Linked DNA regions of Homo sapiens: all the other regions are linked to region 1. A link is a contact called in ENCODE Hi-C or POLR2A ChIA-PET data. All regions are on one chromosome and are shown on one strand. Each heading gives the region's core, a stretch centred on a gene start or an enhancer-like site at or near the end of the contact. The rest is flanking DNA. Distances are from core to core; before and after follow the strand shown.

Evidence for each region. A loop is a pair of places that touch in the nucleus more often than their neighbours do. ChIA-PET counts read pairs that join two places held with the same protein, here RNA polymerase II (POLR2A). Pooled maps may share reads with other maps.
Region 2: a map of prostate gland shows a loop between it and region 1 (7-fold over the local background). The contact joins the promoter of YPEL2 here to the promoter of SEPTIN4-AS1 in region 1. A Hi-C loop is called at or near these places in 2 of 168 maps with a recorded cell type or tissue (naive thymus-derived CD4-positive, alpha-beta T cell and prostate gland) and 11 of 50 pooled maps. POLR2A ChIA-PET finds 5 or more read pairs at or near these places in 1 of 52 experiments (GM12878).
Region 3: a loop to region 1 is called in a map of CD4-positive, alpha-beta T cell, with 8 times the contacts of the local background. The contact joins the promoter of MRPS23 here to the promoter of SEPTIN4-AS1 in region 1. A Hi-C loop is called at or near these places in 4 of 168 maps with a recorded cell type or tissue (B cell, CD4-positive, alpha-beta T cell, CD4-positive, alpha-beta memory T cell and 1 more) and 19 of 50 pooled maps. POLR2A ChIA-PET finds 5 or more read pairs at or near these places in 2 of 52 experiments (CD4-positive, alpha-beta memory T cell and H1).
Region 4: a pooled map shows a loop between it and region 1 (3-fold over the local background). The contact joins the enhancer-like site here to the promoter of SEPTIN4-AS1 in region 1. A Hi-C loop is called at or near these places in 4 of 50 pooled maps. POLR2A ChIA-PET finds 5 or more read pairs at or near these places in 3 of 52 experiments (HEK293, WTC11 and activated CD4-positive, alpha-beta T cell).
Region 5: a loop to region 1 is called in a map of ascending aorta, with 12 times the contacts of the local background. The contact joins the promoter of SRSF1 here to the promoter of SEPTIN4-AS1 in region 1. A Hi-C loop is called at or near these places in 8 of 168 maps with a recorded cell type or tissue (CD14-positive monocyte, CD4-positive, alpha-beta T cell, CD4-positive, alpha-beta memory T cell and 4 more), 8 of 37 single-sample maps with no recorded cell type and 22 of 50 pooled maps. POLR2A ChIA-PET finds 5 or more read pairs at or near these places in 3 of 52 experiments (CD4-positive, alpha-beta T cell, GM10248 and activated naive CD4-positive, alpha-beta T cell).

Annotation. Positions count from the first base shown.
Region 1 is chr17:58,518,411-58,521,234 of GRCh38, reverse strand. It overlaps SEPTIN4-AS1 (SEPTIN4 antisense RNA 1), which reads right to left and starts at 1,398. Exons shown (of 5, transcript NR_110810.1): 1 at 1,258-1,398. It overlaps SEPTIN4 (septin 4), which reads left to right. Exons shown (of 14, transcript NM_001368771.2): 12 at 75-237; 13 at 393-492; 14 at 750-979. The coding sequence ends at 809. It also overlaps a transcript of MTMR4 not described here. RefSeq lists enhancers at 2,647-2,746, 2,094-2,824.
Region 2 is chr17:59,330,323-59,333,146 of GRCh38, reverse strand. It overlaps YPEL2 (yippee like 2), which reads right to left and starts at 1,492. Exons shown (of 5, transcript NM_001005404.4): 1 at 1,323-1,492. RefSeq lists an enhancer at 435-996 and a silencer at 1,207-1,726.
Region 3 is chr17:57,848,584-57,851,407 of GRCh38, reverse strand. MRPS23 (mitochondrial ribosomal protein S23) reads left to right here and starts at 1,364. Exons shown (of 5, transcript NM_016070.4): 1 at 1,364-1,441; 2 at 1,998-2,168. The coding sequence starts at 1,398. RefSeq lists enhancers at 869-1,378, 1,054-1,383.
Region 4 is chr17:57,938,561-57,941,384 of GRCh38, reverse strand. The region is part of intron 1 of CUEDC1 (CUE domain containing 1); the gene reads left to right. Among named protein-coding and RNA genes, the nearest start is that of CUEDC1, 15 kb to the left of the region's middle. RefSeq lists an enhancer at 34-93. Within about 2 kb of position 1,489, at least 18 of the 41 ENCODE cell types and tissues checked have a DNase peak (open chromatin) inside an H3K27ac peak, as active enhancers do.
Region 5 is chr17:58,005,782-58,008,605 of GRCh38, reverse strand. It overlaps SRSF1 (serine and arginine rich splicing factor 1), which reads left to right and starts at 1,360. Exons shown (of 4, transcript NM_006924.5): 1 at 1,360-1,662; 2 at 2,079-2,263; 3 at 2,633-2,805. The coding sequence starts at 1,469. RefSeq lists enhancers at 1,009-1,058, 1,007-1,725, 1,849-1,898, 2,169-2,218, 2,550-2,824.

The DNA.
Region 1 (2,824 bases), core at 149-2,648:
ACCAGGGTATCTCCTTGCCCTCAGTGGCTCTCCCCTACCTATGCCTCTGGCTGACCCCTAGCCTTGCTATGCAGTGGAAAACCCAGGGCACTGCGACTTTGTGAAGCTGAGGACAATGCTGGTACGTACCCACATGCAGGACCTGAAGGATGTGACACGGGAGACACATTATGAGAACTACCGGGCACAGTGCATCCAGAGCATGACCCGCCTGGTGGTGAAGGAACGGAATCGCAAGTATGACCAGAAGCCAGGACAAAGCTGGCAGGGGGAGATCCCAAGCCTAGCCTTGGGTGAGACCAAGCCCTACTTTTGTTCTTCTATAGGCCCTGGGCTCAATCTAAGCGGGTGCTGGGGTCCTCCTCGCCTTATCAACCCTTTTCTCCCTTTAGCAAACTGACTCGGGAAAGTGGTACCGACTTCCCCATCCCTGCTGTCCCACCAGGGACAGATCCAGAAACTGAGAAGCTTATCCGAGAGAAAGATGAGGAGGTGAGAGCAGTATGGGGTATAGGGGAGGTCTCCTGTTTGATCACCAACGTTGGTATCTCTTTGTTTGGTAATAGAAAGATCCCTGGCTCTGGTGCATATTTGGGTCCTGGATAGGTCAATAGGTGGTTCTGTCCAGAGTCTCCATCACACCTCACGGCTACCAAGGTTCTGGCTTAAGGGATTAGAAATTTGGGGCACTTTCCCAATACTAAAGGACTCTCCAAAAGTCCCCATTTTGATGCCTGTGCCTATTCCAGCTGCGGCGGATGCAGGAGATGCTACACAAAATACAAAAACAGATGAAGGAGAACTATTAACTGGCTTTCAGCCCTGGATATTTAAATCTCCTCCTCTTCTTCCTGTCCATGCCGGCCCCTCCCAGCACCAGCTCTGCTCAGGCCCCTTCAGCTACTGCCACTTCGCCTTACATCCCTGCTGACTGCCCAGAGACTCAGAGGAAATAAAGTTTAATAAATCTGTAGGTGGCTTCTGGTGTCCCTGTGTGTATTTTTATGACCTGGAGATCAAGATCCTGGGACCCAGTTTTGAAAGGCTAATGGTAGAAGATGTTGGTTTCTGGCTTTTAGTAGGGAAGGGAGAGTGGGGAAAACTTTCCACTTCCTTTCCCCTTCTAAGTCCCTGCTTAGAATCCAGCCTGGCTTCTCCATCTTGACGATCATATCTATCATGCCTCTGTTATCTGGGGTCTGGGTCTCTCTCCATCTTTCACACATACAGTACCTTTGGTAATAAAAAGATTCCTACCTGTGGTGCATATTTGGGTCCTGGATAGGTCAACAGGTGGTTCTGTCCAGAGTCTCCCATCACACCTCAGGGCTACCAAGGTCCTGGCTTAAGGGATTAGAAATTTGGGGCACTTCTCCTGGCTAAGGAGAAAGTGAAACCCTGTCTCTACTAAAAATACAAAATAGCCGGGCGTGGTGGCGGGCGCCTGTAGTCCCAGCTACTCGGGAGGCTGAGGCAGGAGAATGGCTGAACCCGGGAGGCGGAGCTTGAAGTGAGCTGAGATGGCGCCACTGCACTCCAGCCTGGGTGACAGGGCGAGACTCCGTCTCAAAAAAAAAAAAGAAAAATAAAAAGAAAAAGAAATTTGGGGCACTTCCCCAATATTAAAGGACTGTCCAAAAGTCCCCCCTGCCCTTTTTTTTTTTGAGGCGGAGTCTCGCTCTGTCGCCCAGGCTGGAGTGCAACGGCGCTATCTCGGCTCACTGCAAGCTCCGTAGCTGGGACTACAAGACTCCGTAGCTGGGACTACAGGCGCCCGCCACCACGCCCGACTAATTTTTTGTATTTTTAGTAGAGACGGGGTTTCACCGTGTTAGCCAGGATGACCTCGATCTCCTGACCTTGAGATCCGCCCGCCTCGGCCCCCCAAGGTGCTGGGATTACAGGCATGAGCCACCGCGCCCGGCCCAAAAGGCCCCATTTTGATGCCTGTGCGTATTCCAGCTGCGGCGGACGCAGTTTTGTATTTGATACCTGCCCTTGGGAAAACACAAGGTATTAACTGCGTGCAACCTCCTGACTTTCTGTTTCCCCTGATCTGGGAAAAGGGATAGGCAGGTTAAGCTCTACACTGTAGAAAGCCTGTGATAGAGCTTTGAACAAATGCTGCAGCCATTGTAATCACCAAACACTATAGTAAGTGCTGGGAATGAATAAAAACACAATCACCGTCCTACAGGAGTTCAGTATTTAATTAAAAAATTTACAGCATCTGCTAGATTGCAGGCTGTTCTAGACCCTGGAGTTCAAGTAGTGCAAAGTTCCTGTCTTCCTGGAACTTACCAACAGTACTGGAGTTTCAACGTTCTATAAACAAAGATGGGTGAGGACATTAGCCCCGGGCTAATTAAAGCGCTCAGGCCCGCTCCAGACCTGAGAATATCAGCTGAATCTGAATCAACTGTTCTCCATTTCTGTCGGTTGGTGGTATCGCGGGGCCACGGCGACCTCCAGCGGCCACCCTCCGTCTTGTGGTCTGTTCTGGGTCCCCGGGAAGGAAAGGGAGGGGCGATAAGCCGGGTCCTTGGGAGCGTCCTGGTCTCCCTTCGCTTTACAGACTAGGAGGCCGCAGCTAGCTGGCAGTCTCAGATCCAGGTTTCCCATCTCTGGGATGAGAGGAGAGTTCTTCACTCAGGACTGCCAGCGCAATGCAGGTCGTGAAGAACTGCAGGGTCGTTTATCGATACAAAGTGAGTGTTGGAGGAACCCATCAAGACACAGGAAGGGGGAAATCCTAGCGCCGCCAGTCGGAGATGACCAAGACTGAACCTCAGGCCCAGCCCTCCCTTCTCTCTTAGCCTGCAGG
Region 2 (2,824 bases), core at 243-2,742, 810 kb before region 1:
CTCAGCCATTCATAGGCCCTGTGGCCCCCAGAGGCAGGAAAGCACGGGGGAGCAATAACCATGTGAAATCAAGTCCCACCCCAGAGCCAGTGAGGCGGTTTACTGAACTTCTTGCATCTTTAATGCTCTGTGAGGCACAGGGAAGCTGACCGCTACCCTTCTTGCCCAATGCTTTGGAACAAGGAAGAACAAGGAAGGAAGGGCAGGGAGGAAAAGACAGCTGTCTCGTTAGCCTTCAGATTCACCAAAGGCAAGGACTCACTCAAGAGCCTCCCAAGTTGCAAGGACAGCAAATCAGCAAGGAGGCCAGAAAGCAAAAACCCCAGCAAAGCTTCGGAGCAGTTCTCTGGGGCCTTTCACAGCGGCGGGACTGGGGGGCGGGCGAGGGTGCAGCTCCGCTCCAAGCGGAGGAAAACAAGACACTCGCTCACCTGGCTTTTTAAACTCTCGCAGCTAAGACTGAAGGCAGAGGTAGCAATCTTCCGGACAAGAAGTCCAGAAGAACAGGTGTCCCCCACCCCCGCACGCCCCCAAGACCGGAGAAAAGCCCACCACTCCGGGAAAGACACCAGAGGAGGTCGGCGGCCAAGCAGGGTGAACTGGAAGTGGCGAAAGGTCGGGGCCGCCCCTAAGCGCCAGCTCCGGGGAGGCGCTCGCGGCAGAGGCTCCCGCGTTCCGTCGGGCAGGACCTCGCGCCCACCCCCTTGGCAAGGACACCGGGGAGGCGCCGAGACGCGGCCAGGGAGGAACTCGGCTGCGGTTACCTCGACCCGGGTCGGGGCAGACGACGCGCTCCGAGAAATTTCGAGGGCGCCCAGTCCCACAGTGGAAGGCCCCCAGGGCGGCGCCCCTGGACCTAAGTGTCCCCAGGACTCTCCGAGGGAAACGCGGCGTCACGAGAGGACGGAGGGCGTCCCCAGCCCCACCCGGACCCCATGGAGTCCGAACCCATGGGGACGACGCGGAGGAGGAAGCGGCGATTCCAGCTCCGCACCCCCGCCCCAAACCTGGCCCCGCAGACTCGCCCAGCCCCTGGCGCGCGTCTCCCGCCCCGGCCGGGGGTCCCGCGCCCTTGGGCTCCCTCCGCGAGCGGCCGCGGGCCCGGCAGTGTTTGTAAACAAACCGGTCACGTGGCCCGGCGGCCGCTCCCCGTCCCCGGCGCCCACGGGGACCCCACGCGGAACCGAGGGCGCCGCACCCCCAACCCCGCGCAGGCCCGGCCGGGGGAGTCCGGAGGCCGGGGCCGGGGACCCAGAGCCCGAGCTGACAGCGCGCCCCACGCCCACGCGCGCCCGGCCCGCGCCGCACTCCGGTGCACTTACCCGGCGACAGGCGGCCCTGTCCGGCCAGCGTGGGGCTTGGCTCCGCTGGGGTGCGCAGCGGCGAAGCGCGGCCCGGCTGGGGCTCGGGCTCCCGGCACGCTCTTAAAGCCACAGTCTCCGCCACCGCCGCGGCCGCCACTCCGCATCCCTCCGGGTCCGGGCCGGGGGCTACCCCGTGATGGACGCGCCCCCGCACCTATCCCCTCGGCTCAGCACATAGCAACACGCCGCGGGTTGGCCGGGCGCAGCCGCAGCCCATCCGCGCAGAGCCAATCATCAGAGGACGGAACTCCGCCCCCCGCTTCCCCGACCGCCCACTCCCCCACCCCTCGGCCCGGCCCAGCCTGGGCTAGGGGAGAGCGGCTGGTTAGGGTCCCGCCCGTCCCGGCAACTTGCCGGAGGGCAGGGACCCAGAGTGCCAAAGCTGGGTGGGCTCTCAGCGCCTAGGAGGAGGCCGTTTATTTGAGTTTGGGGTTTGTCCCCAGGGCAGGGCTGGGATTCCCAGAACCTGGGTTGTATTTTGGGGCGGGGGGATTTGCAGTGCATCTCCCTGGAGGCTCAAGATAGTCATTCCTTTCTTACGTTTTAAACCTCGCCCTAAGCCATAGCCTAAGTTACCAGAAGTGGCCCTCAGGCCCCGGGTAATTGAATTTAAAATGATAGGGGGGAGGGGGGAGGGATAGCATTAGGAGATACACCTAATGCTAAATGACGAGTTAATGGGTGCAGCACACCAACATGGCACATGTATACATATGTAACAAACCTGCACATTGTGCACATGTACCCTAAAACTTAAAGTATAATAATAATAAAATTAAAAGAAAATGATAGTGCTAGTTGCACCCAGCCCACCCATGCCTTGCTCAGAAGCCAGGCATTTCCCCTCTTCTCTCTGCCCTGCTAGTAATTTCGGCGAATTAAAAGTACGAAAGGGGCTTAGTGGAATTGAAGACCGCCCCATTGCTGCTAATTTTCCATGACTTTCAGAGGCAGATGACGGTAATTAGAGTGGGATGGTCCGAGTGACCAGAGGGGAGGAGTCCACGTTCTGGGTCACCGGGGTGGTGCTTTTCAAGGAAGAGCAGGTTAAAAAATAACCTCGTGGCAGTCAGGAAACCAGGGAGGCACCAGGTGGGTGGAGTGGGGCAGTTTCCCAGCAGGAAAACAGGACAGTTTGATAAAGAATGTTGGCACGGACAAGGTGAACAAAGCAGGTCCTGCCTTTCGCTCAAGACACTGGGGTTCCGCAGTTCCTCTGGGAACTCTTCCTCCAAGGAAACTAGTGTTTTACTGTGCAGCCATCAGGATGTGAGGTGCTGCAGGAGGTGCAGCTGACTCTCCGCCTTCCACACACTGGTTTGCACGTACACCCAGAATGCTGGCTCACCTGCATCTCCACCCAGCTGTTTTTAAAATATGCTTGGTCAACCAAATTGTATTCAGTTAATATCTATTGCATGTGAATCCAGTCACCAAGGTTAGTAAAAACAACAAAACAC
Region 3 (2,824 bases), core at 115-2,614, 670 kb after region 1:
TCATCAAACAGTCCCGTCCTCCCCTTCACCAGCCTCAGAGTGGGAGGACTCTAGGATGACTTGACTAGGCTCCCAGGAGACATTGTGTGTGATTCAAAACATTCATTGGATTAAAAGTTCAAATATGAATACAATCTCTTTACAAGTCAAACTCTGAAGCATGTGTAAAGGAAGAAAAAATTCTCCCTTGCCTGCCTGCAGTTTCACTCCGAGATATCCAATGTTCACAGCCTTGGGTGTCCTTCTGCAGAATTTCTATCCTCAAACACAAACATATATAGAGGTGTTTCTTTTTCCTTTTTTTTTTCTAACACGTTGAGATTCCACTAAACATGTTTCTTTGCAACTTCGTTTTTCATTTAAACATAAGTCATGTACCTTAACCTTGGTAAATACATGTGGATCTAGCTCATTCATTTTAATAGCTGCATAGGGTTCCAAAGAAAGTATGAACAATAATTTTCCAGCTATTTCTCATCTGATGGATTTTTTTTCCCACTACAAACAATGCTGCAACGATGATCCTTGCACAAACATCCTCATGAATTGATGCTTTAATTTCTAAGGGGTTCTTTCCCCGAAATATGATTACTGGGTCAAAGGGTATGCTACACACAGTTTATATTTTTTTACAGTTTAACACTGAGAGATGACTTTCTCCAGATTTTTTCGTTTCCCTCTCGGCGTCTGTTTGTTCCGGACACTTTCACTTTTCGAGTTCCAAGGAGGAGGTAGCCCGCGACACCGGCCGCGGGAAACACGAGTTGCAGCCAGCATCCTAGTTAGCGTGGATGCAGGTGGCACTCCGGGGACGAGGGGCTTAGTGGGGAGCACTACACAGCCAGAGGCGGAGGCCCGAGATCTAGCACGACGCTGGGCAAGTGACGGCCCCTCCCCGGCCTTGGTTTTCTTCTGCGTAGTCTGTGACTCTAAACAACATTAGGCTCAGCCTGGGCCTAGAGCTGGTGACCTCAAATCTCGGCCTTTGTTGGCTCCCCTAGGACTGTAGGCTGCGCTTCACCCCTGCTCTGCCCCACTACTTCTCCTCCGCGCGGCCCCACCTTTTCAGAGGAGTTGGCTCAACAAGGCGAGAGAGAGTAAAGCAACCATCATGATGAATCCCTCCCACAGCTCGGTCATTTATTACTTCTGTCCGGCTTTGGCTCGCTCCTGCCCTTTTGGCTCGGCTATCGAGTGCTCCTGCCTGAACCTGGCAAGTAACCTCGGAGCGCGCCCGTTCGGCCTATCACTTGCTTCTGCCTGCGCCGCTCTCCCGCAGGGGCTGCGGTGAAAGCCCAGCGATCCTTGGCTCGGCCAGCAACTTATGCGCCCTTTACCTGGAGCAGCCGCTTCCGGTTCCGGTAGCAGCTAGTCACGCTCGGTACCAGGCGCAGATCATGGCAGGCAGCCGGCTGGAAACCGTAGGGAGCATCTTCTCTCGGTGTGTGCTCCCAGCCGTGGTGGGCTGAGGGTGCCTCCCCCAGGCTGGGGTTCTCAGCCGGTCACGCTCTTCCTTGGAGCGGACCTGAGCAGGGCGAGGCGTATTGCAGGGTGCGGGGGCTGAGCTGGGTGAGGCCCTCTCATGTTTTCTCCTGGCTCCGAATAGTTGTGCCTGAGGATGCCTCTCCTTGAATTTATGTGTCATGTTAAAGATTATTGCAGCTGCCTCTCCCCGAGTGGAGGTCTCTAGGAAGAGGAAGGGAGGAAGAGCCTGATGGGCCTTCCTTATCAGGTCATGCAAGACCGCTCTTTGCATTTTTCCGTGACCGAACGTGGGTGGGACGCACAAAAGAAGATAGAGGGATTTAACTCTCCTGAGCGTTGTTAAGTTTGGTTTGGGATGTGGACAGATCTTCTCTGTAGGTGGGGAGCAGTCCTTCCCCGTTCTGTGTTGCAGACCGCATAATACCTTTAATGTCCCAAACTGTGCTAGACTGATTCAGGGGCTTTGGCAGGCTACTGCAAGTGACCCAGTTTCGTTCTGTTCCCTCCCTAAGGACTCGGGACCTGGTTCGGGCCGGGGTGCTGAAGGAGAAGCCCCTGTGGTTTGACGTATATGACGCCTTTCCCCCGCTGAGGGAGCCCGTCTTCCAAAGGCCTCGAGTGCGATATGGCAAAGCCAAAGCTCCCATCCAAGACATCTGGTACCACGAGGATCGGATTAGAGCGTGAGTGCTCAGCCCTGTAGTGGACAGGAGGCAACAGAACTTCAGAAGGGAAGGTTTCGGTAGCAGTCTGGGAATTCAAACATGAAATTGAGTCAGGGGTTTGCCCTGTGGAGAAGGCTTATCTAGCCAAATTAGGGAGGCAGCACCCCTTCCTCATAGTGAAACTGAAGTTCTGAAAAGTGGAATCTGGAGCCCAGCAACCGAAAGATCATTGCAATTATAGCCGCATGTTTCTGGGCATCTGCTTTGGGCCAGGCACTGTACTAAGCTCTTTGCAAGCATTATCTCATTCTCTAAAGGCCTTACTCTAACTTGTAAGGAAGGCATTCTTGTTTCCATTTTATTCAAGGAGACTGCGAAGCTCAAGGAAATTAGCTAACTTCTTGTAATTACTAAATATATAGGAGGGTGGCAGATCTGGGAATCACATCTCTGACTCCAAGCTTATGGTGATCATTATGCCGGCCTTCTCCACGAGTGGAGATAGGAGGAACGTGGTCTGTGGATCTAGTAGTCCGGCTCTTTGAAGCCACTCAGATGAAAGGATGCTTGAAAGTCTAAGAGAGGCCGGGTGCGGTGGCTCACGCCTGTAATCCCAACACTTTGGGAGGCCAAGGCGGGCGGATCACCTGAAGTCAGGAGTTCGAGACCAGTCA
Region 4 (2,824 bases), core at 240-2,739, 580 kb after region 1:
CTGTCTACCTAACTTTTATCTAGCTTTTGGCATAAAGAAAGGAGACTATACCCAGACACCAGTTCCTGACAGAATAATGACTTCTCTGCTCAGTCCTCTGCTATGTGGGATAGGGGGAGAAAAGCTCAGTCATGGGGGACTTTTCCAGTTAAAATGAAACAGGGAGATGATTCCCAGAGGAGACATTTCGGCTGCAGAGGAGGGTGGGGAAGATGAGTGGTGTCTTTTGCGGCTTCTGTTTTCCATCAGCCACCTGCTCTCTTGATGACTCCTCCTTGATGCCTTCTCCCATGTGTCTGCGCCCAGAGCAAGGGAAGCACTTGTCTACAGCCACACGGCTGGCAGGAGTAGAGTTGGTAGAGCCTTGGGTGTGAAAGCCTGGTGTGAACTCACTCTTGGCTGCCACCCTCCTGGAGTCACTAGGACAAGCTGTCTTTGCCTCCTGGCAGCTTAGCTTCTCTGGGGCTCAGGTTAGCCAGGGGCTGCGTGGGAGTTCTGCTTTGCACCTGTAGAACTGTTTCTTTTAGTCCCAAGTGGGGCTTATGAGTCACCAGATAGGGTGCTTCCTAAGGGTAGTTATTGTATTTTTTTAAAAACTACTGTGCCCTTGATTATACCCATGACAGCACCTGGCACTGTTGCTCCAGAAATATTTGTTAAACAGATGAATGTTAAACAAATGAATGCAGCATCCTGCTGAAGGGCCCAGGCTGAAAAATTCCTGTGCTTTAGTCAGGAGAGGCTGGATTATGCTGCAGGAATAATCAAATCCTGACATCCCAGGGGCTTGACACCATCTAGGTTTATTTTTTGCTCGTGGAAAGTCTTGTAGGTCAGGCAGTGCACCTCCATCTGTAGCCACATCATCTGGAATATAGGGCCTTCAAGGTTACTGCGGGAGGGGAGGAGAGAGATGGAGGAAACTGACACCTGTTACTTCCATTCACATTGTCCAGAGCTGGTCACATGGGGCCGACCTCACTGCAAGGAAGGCTGGCAAATGTAGAGGAGAGAAGAGCTGTCTTTGCCGATCTAAAGGAGAGGATTTTGAATTTCTTGTTTCCAGCTTCAGTCCATTGGAGTGCCTCTGGCTGAATCGCTTACTGTGCCACCATTTTTTTTTTTTTTTTTAAACACTGACAGAAATGGAATACCTGCCACTTCCTTTAATCCAGGGAAGGAGGCATGGGATGGCACTGAAGAAGAGTCACATGGCAGGGTTTTTAACGGCTCCTTTATTACATGTTGACTATATGATGTTGATTTAGTCACCTCTAGAGCCTCTTTCCTCATCTGTACAGGGAGGATAGTGATGCCAGCTTGTCTCTCAGTTCAGACTCTACTGAAGGCAAGTAACAGAAACCAGCTCGAGCTATTTGAAGCCATAGGGGAATTGAAGACTCAAAGGAGGAAGTGCCTGGTCTCCCAAGTGCCGGGGGTGTGTGGGGGTGTGGTGGGGGTGGCTGACGCAGCTGTTCTCAGTGAGTCTGCATGGTGCACCTGCAGGACGCCGCTGCTGCTGTGGATGTGCACCAGGTGGTATGGCCCCTCAGCTCCCAAATACACCCGTCCACTTTCCAGTAACCCTTAGTTACTGAATGGTGTCTGAGCCTTGATGTGAACTCCTGAGGAGAGAGTCTGATGGGCTTGTGTGGATCAGCTGTCTACCACTGGGCCAGTCAGCTGGGGCCAGGAGGGCATGATCACGCAGCACCAGGGGGTAGGAGCTTTCCCCTGTGAATGGGAGTAGAGGCGGTCCTCACAGGAGGGATATGAGCTGGCCAGACACGTCCAGAAGCTGTTCAGGTCAGGCGAAATGGTTCACGCCTGTAATGTCAGCACTCTGGGGGGCCAAGGTGGGAGGATCACTTGAGGTCAGGAGTTCGAGACCAGCCTGGGCAACATAGTGAGACCCTCTCCCCCCACCCACATCTCTACACATAATTTGAAAAATTAGCTGGGCGTGGTGATGTGTGCCTGTAGTCCCAGCTACTTGGGAGGCTGAGGTGGGAGGATCACCTGAGCCCAGGAGTTCAAGGCTGCGGTGAGCCGGGATTGTTCCACTGCACTCCAGTCTTCACCCAGACTGAGATCTCGTCTCAAAAAAATAAAAAGCTAGACCGGGCATGGTGGCTCATGCCTGCAATCCCAGCACTTTGGGGGGCCAAGGCAGGCAGATCACTTGAGGTCAGGAGTTCAAGATCAGCCTGGCCAACAAGGTGAAAGCCCGTCTCTACTAAAATACAAAAATTAGCCAGGCATGGTGTCACACTCCTGTAGTCCCAGCTACTCTGGAGGCTGAGGCAGGAGAATCGCTTGAACCCAGAAGGTGGAGGTTGCAGTGAGCCAGGATCATGCCATTGCACTCCTGCTTGGGTGACAGAGTGAGACTCCTTTTCAAAAAAAAAAAAAAAAAAAAAAAAAGGCTGGGCACGGTGGCTCGTGCCTGTAATCCCAGCATTTTGGAGGCTGAGGCAGGCAGATCACCTGAGGTCAGAAGTTCGAGACCAGCCTGACCAACATGGAAAAACCCCATCTCTACCAAAAATATAAAATTAGCCGGGCGTGGTGGCACATGCCTGTAATCCCAGCTACTCAGGAGGCTGAGGCAGGAGAATCGCTCGAACCCGGGAGGCAGAGGTTGCGCTGAGCTGAGATAGCGCCACTGCACTCCAGCCTGTGCAACAAGAGCAAAACTCTGTCTTAAAAATAAATAAATAAATAAATAATAAATAAATAAAATTTAAAAATAAAATAAAAAGCTGTTGTCCATGTTTAGCTGGTTCAGGGTTGCTGAGCTGGCTGGGTAATGTCTGTAAGAACA
Region 5 (2,824 bases), core at 111-2,610, 510 kb after region 1:
GGGTTCTAGCGATTCTCCTGCCTCAGCCTCCCGCGTAGAGTGGATTACAGGCGCCTGCCACCAAGCCCGGCTAATTTTTTGTTTTTTCAGTAGAGACGGGATTTCACCATGTTGGCCAGGCTGGTCTCGAATTCCTGACCTCAAGTGATCCAACCGCCTCGGCCTCCCAAAGTGCTGGCGTGAGCCACCGCGCCCAGCCTGATTTGAATTTTAATTCATTAGCGACGTTTAAAAATCCCAGGATTTCACATAAAAATCCAGATTTCAGACGTCGAAAAAAAATGTAAAATGTTATCTCCCAATGCCGCAGGCAAACAGGATCACAGTCCTGAATAGCAACCGCGGTATCTAGTGGTTACGGTTCTCACATCCATTTTGCTCCATTTTATTACCTGAGAGGACCGGTATTTTCAAAACCTGGTGTATCAGTAACTTTTAGGGAAAACTTTTGAAAAAAGGACTGCACACACGCACCCTTTCTTCCTTCTCGTTCTTTGAAAGGAAACAACAGAAACGATTCATTCTGCAGGCATTCTGCGCTAGTCCCACGGACAGGCGACTAACAAGAGATAAAAAGGTGTGGGTCCCATAGGCGGTACGGTGTTACCCCTTCTGGTTGGCGGGTACCACGTTGCCGGTCGGGATACGGACCCACTGCGACTAGCACTAGGAGTGCTGACCCGAGCTATGCAAAGTTCTGACGAGAAGGCGGAACGGTACTTAATGAAGAGGATTAAGGAATCTAAATCGGTTTCGCTAAATTAGACACATCTGTCTAAGCAGCCACGGTCTATTCGCAGCAGGGGCGGGAAGACAAACCAACGCCCCAGCTCTCCGTTCAATCACCCGCAACTCAGCTCTGGATTAGACGCACCCTACGAAGATACCCGGGTTTCCGGAGCAACCGCCCGGGCCGTCCCCCTTTGGCCCCGCCTCCGAGACTCTTTCCCGCCAAAGGCCGTTATCGCCGCAGAGCATGGTGGGACAACGCTTTAGGCTAGGTTTCACCAAGTGCTTTGAAGGCGCCGAGTTGCTTTCAAAGATCCTCATTCCTGGAGAAATCGACCATCCTTCAAGACCCGACCTGGATGACTAGCTCCTTTAACGAAAGTTCGTTATTTAACTTTTACCAAACGGCTGGTCACTCTGTTCGCAAACCACCCCAAGCTGGGAACGCGGGGGACTTTTTTACCCCCTTCGTGGGGAGGGTGACGTCGCGCGTGCGTGCGCGTGCGCTGAACGTAGCCCTCGCAGCACCCGTTGCGCTCCCGCGCGTGCGTGTTGGGATCGAATCGCTGTTTCCTTCCGCTTCTCTTCCTCTGTCTCCCCCCCATATCCGTGCGCCGAGCTGATAAAGGCGCCATTTTGGAGGGGCCGCGGGAGACGTGGTGCCGCTGCGGGCTCGCTCTGCCGTGCGCTAGGCTTGGTGGGAAGGCCTGTTCTCGAGTCCGCGCTTTTCGTCACCGCCATGTCGGGAGGTGGTGTGATTCGTGGCCCCGCAGGGAACAACGATTGCCGCATCTACGTGGGTAACTTACCTCCAGACATCCGAACCAAGGACATTGAGGACGTGTTCTACAAATACGGCGCTATCCGCGACATCGACCTCAAGAATCGCCGCGGGGGACCGCCCTTCGCCTTCGTTGAGTTCGAGGACCCGCGGTGAGGCGGCATGGGGCTTGCAGCCTTGAGGAAATAGGTCCGAGTAGTTGGGGAAGGCTCCAAGGCCTTAACATAGAGAACGGGGAAGCGGGGGCTCTTAGAGAGGTTGGGGCGAGACTGTATCGCCCATGCAGGAGTCGAGTAAGGAGCTGAGTTGATGTGGCTTCTCTGGCGCCTCGCCTTGGACGTCCCCGGAGCCCATTCGCAGGCTGGAGCGGGAAACTGAGGCGCTGAGGGCTGGTGTAGTGGTTGGGAGCCTGGCGTGTTTCTGGGTGGGGGAGGGGCCATTCCTATTATGCGGCGCATGTGGGCTCTTCCACGTTGGGTGCGCATGTGCGGGGGGTTTGCTGGTTCCCAACTGAGCGAGCTTCTCCTCCTGGTGTTTCTCATCCCTTTTACTTTCTGCGATCCCGCAGAGACGCGGAAGACGCGGTGTATGGTCGCGACGGCTATGATTACGATGGGTACCGTCTGCGGGTGGAGTTTCCTCGAAGCGGCCGTGGAACAGGCCGAGGCGGCGGCGGGGGTGGAGGTGGCGGAGCTCCCCGAGGTCGCTATGGCCCCCCATCCAGGCGGTCTGAAAACAGAGTGGTTGTCTCTGGTGAGTGTACTGGTTGTGTGGATTGATGTGAAGGGACGAAAACTACCTAAAATTTTTCTCTTGCGTGACAGGTTTAATAATTGCAAATTTTTCATGCTAGGTCTTAAATTGCTTTAGTTTTTGGGTGAATTTAATAAACGAGGATTGCTGCTGTGGTGATTTACCAAATTAGGTTGCGGTACTAGATACGAAGATCGTTACAAATAATTTTGGACTCTGGATTCCAGAATCTTACCAGCTCTCTTTACCTGGTATCACTTAAGTACACCTATTAAGTACTTTAAAGTACTCTTTGTCCTAATGTACCTTACCAGCTTAACGTGAAATTTAAGATAATTGGTACTAAGAAAAAAAAAATCACTTTTTCAGGACTGCCTCCAAGTGGAAGTTGGCAGGATTTAAAGGATCACATGCGTGAAGCAGGTGATGTATGTTATGCTGATGTTTACCGAGATGGCACTGGTGTCGTGGAGTTTGTACGGAAAGAAGATATGACCTATGCAGTTCGAAAACTGGATAACACTAAGTTTAGATCTCATGAGGTAGGTTATACACGTATTC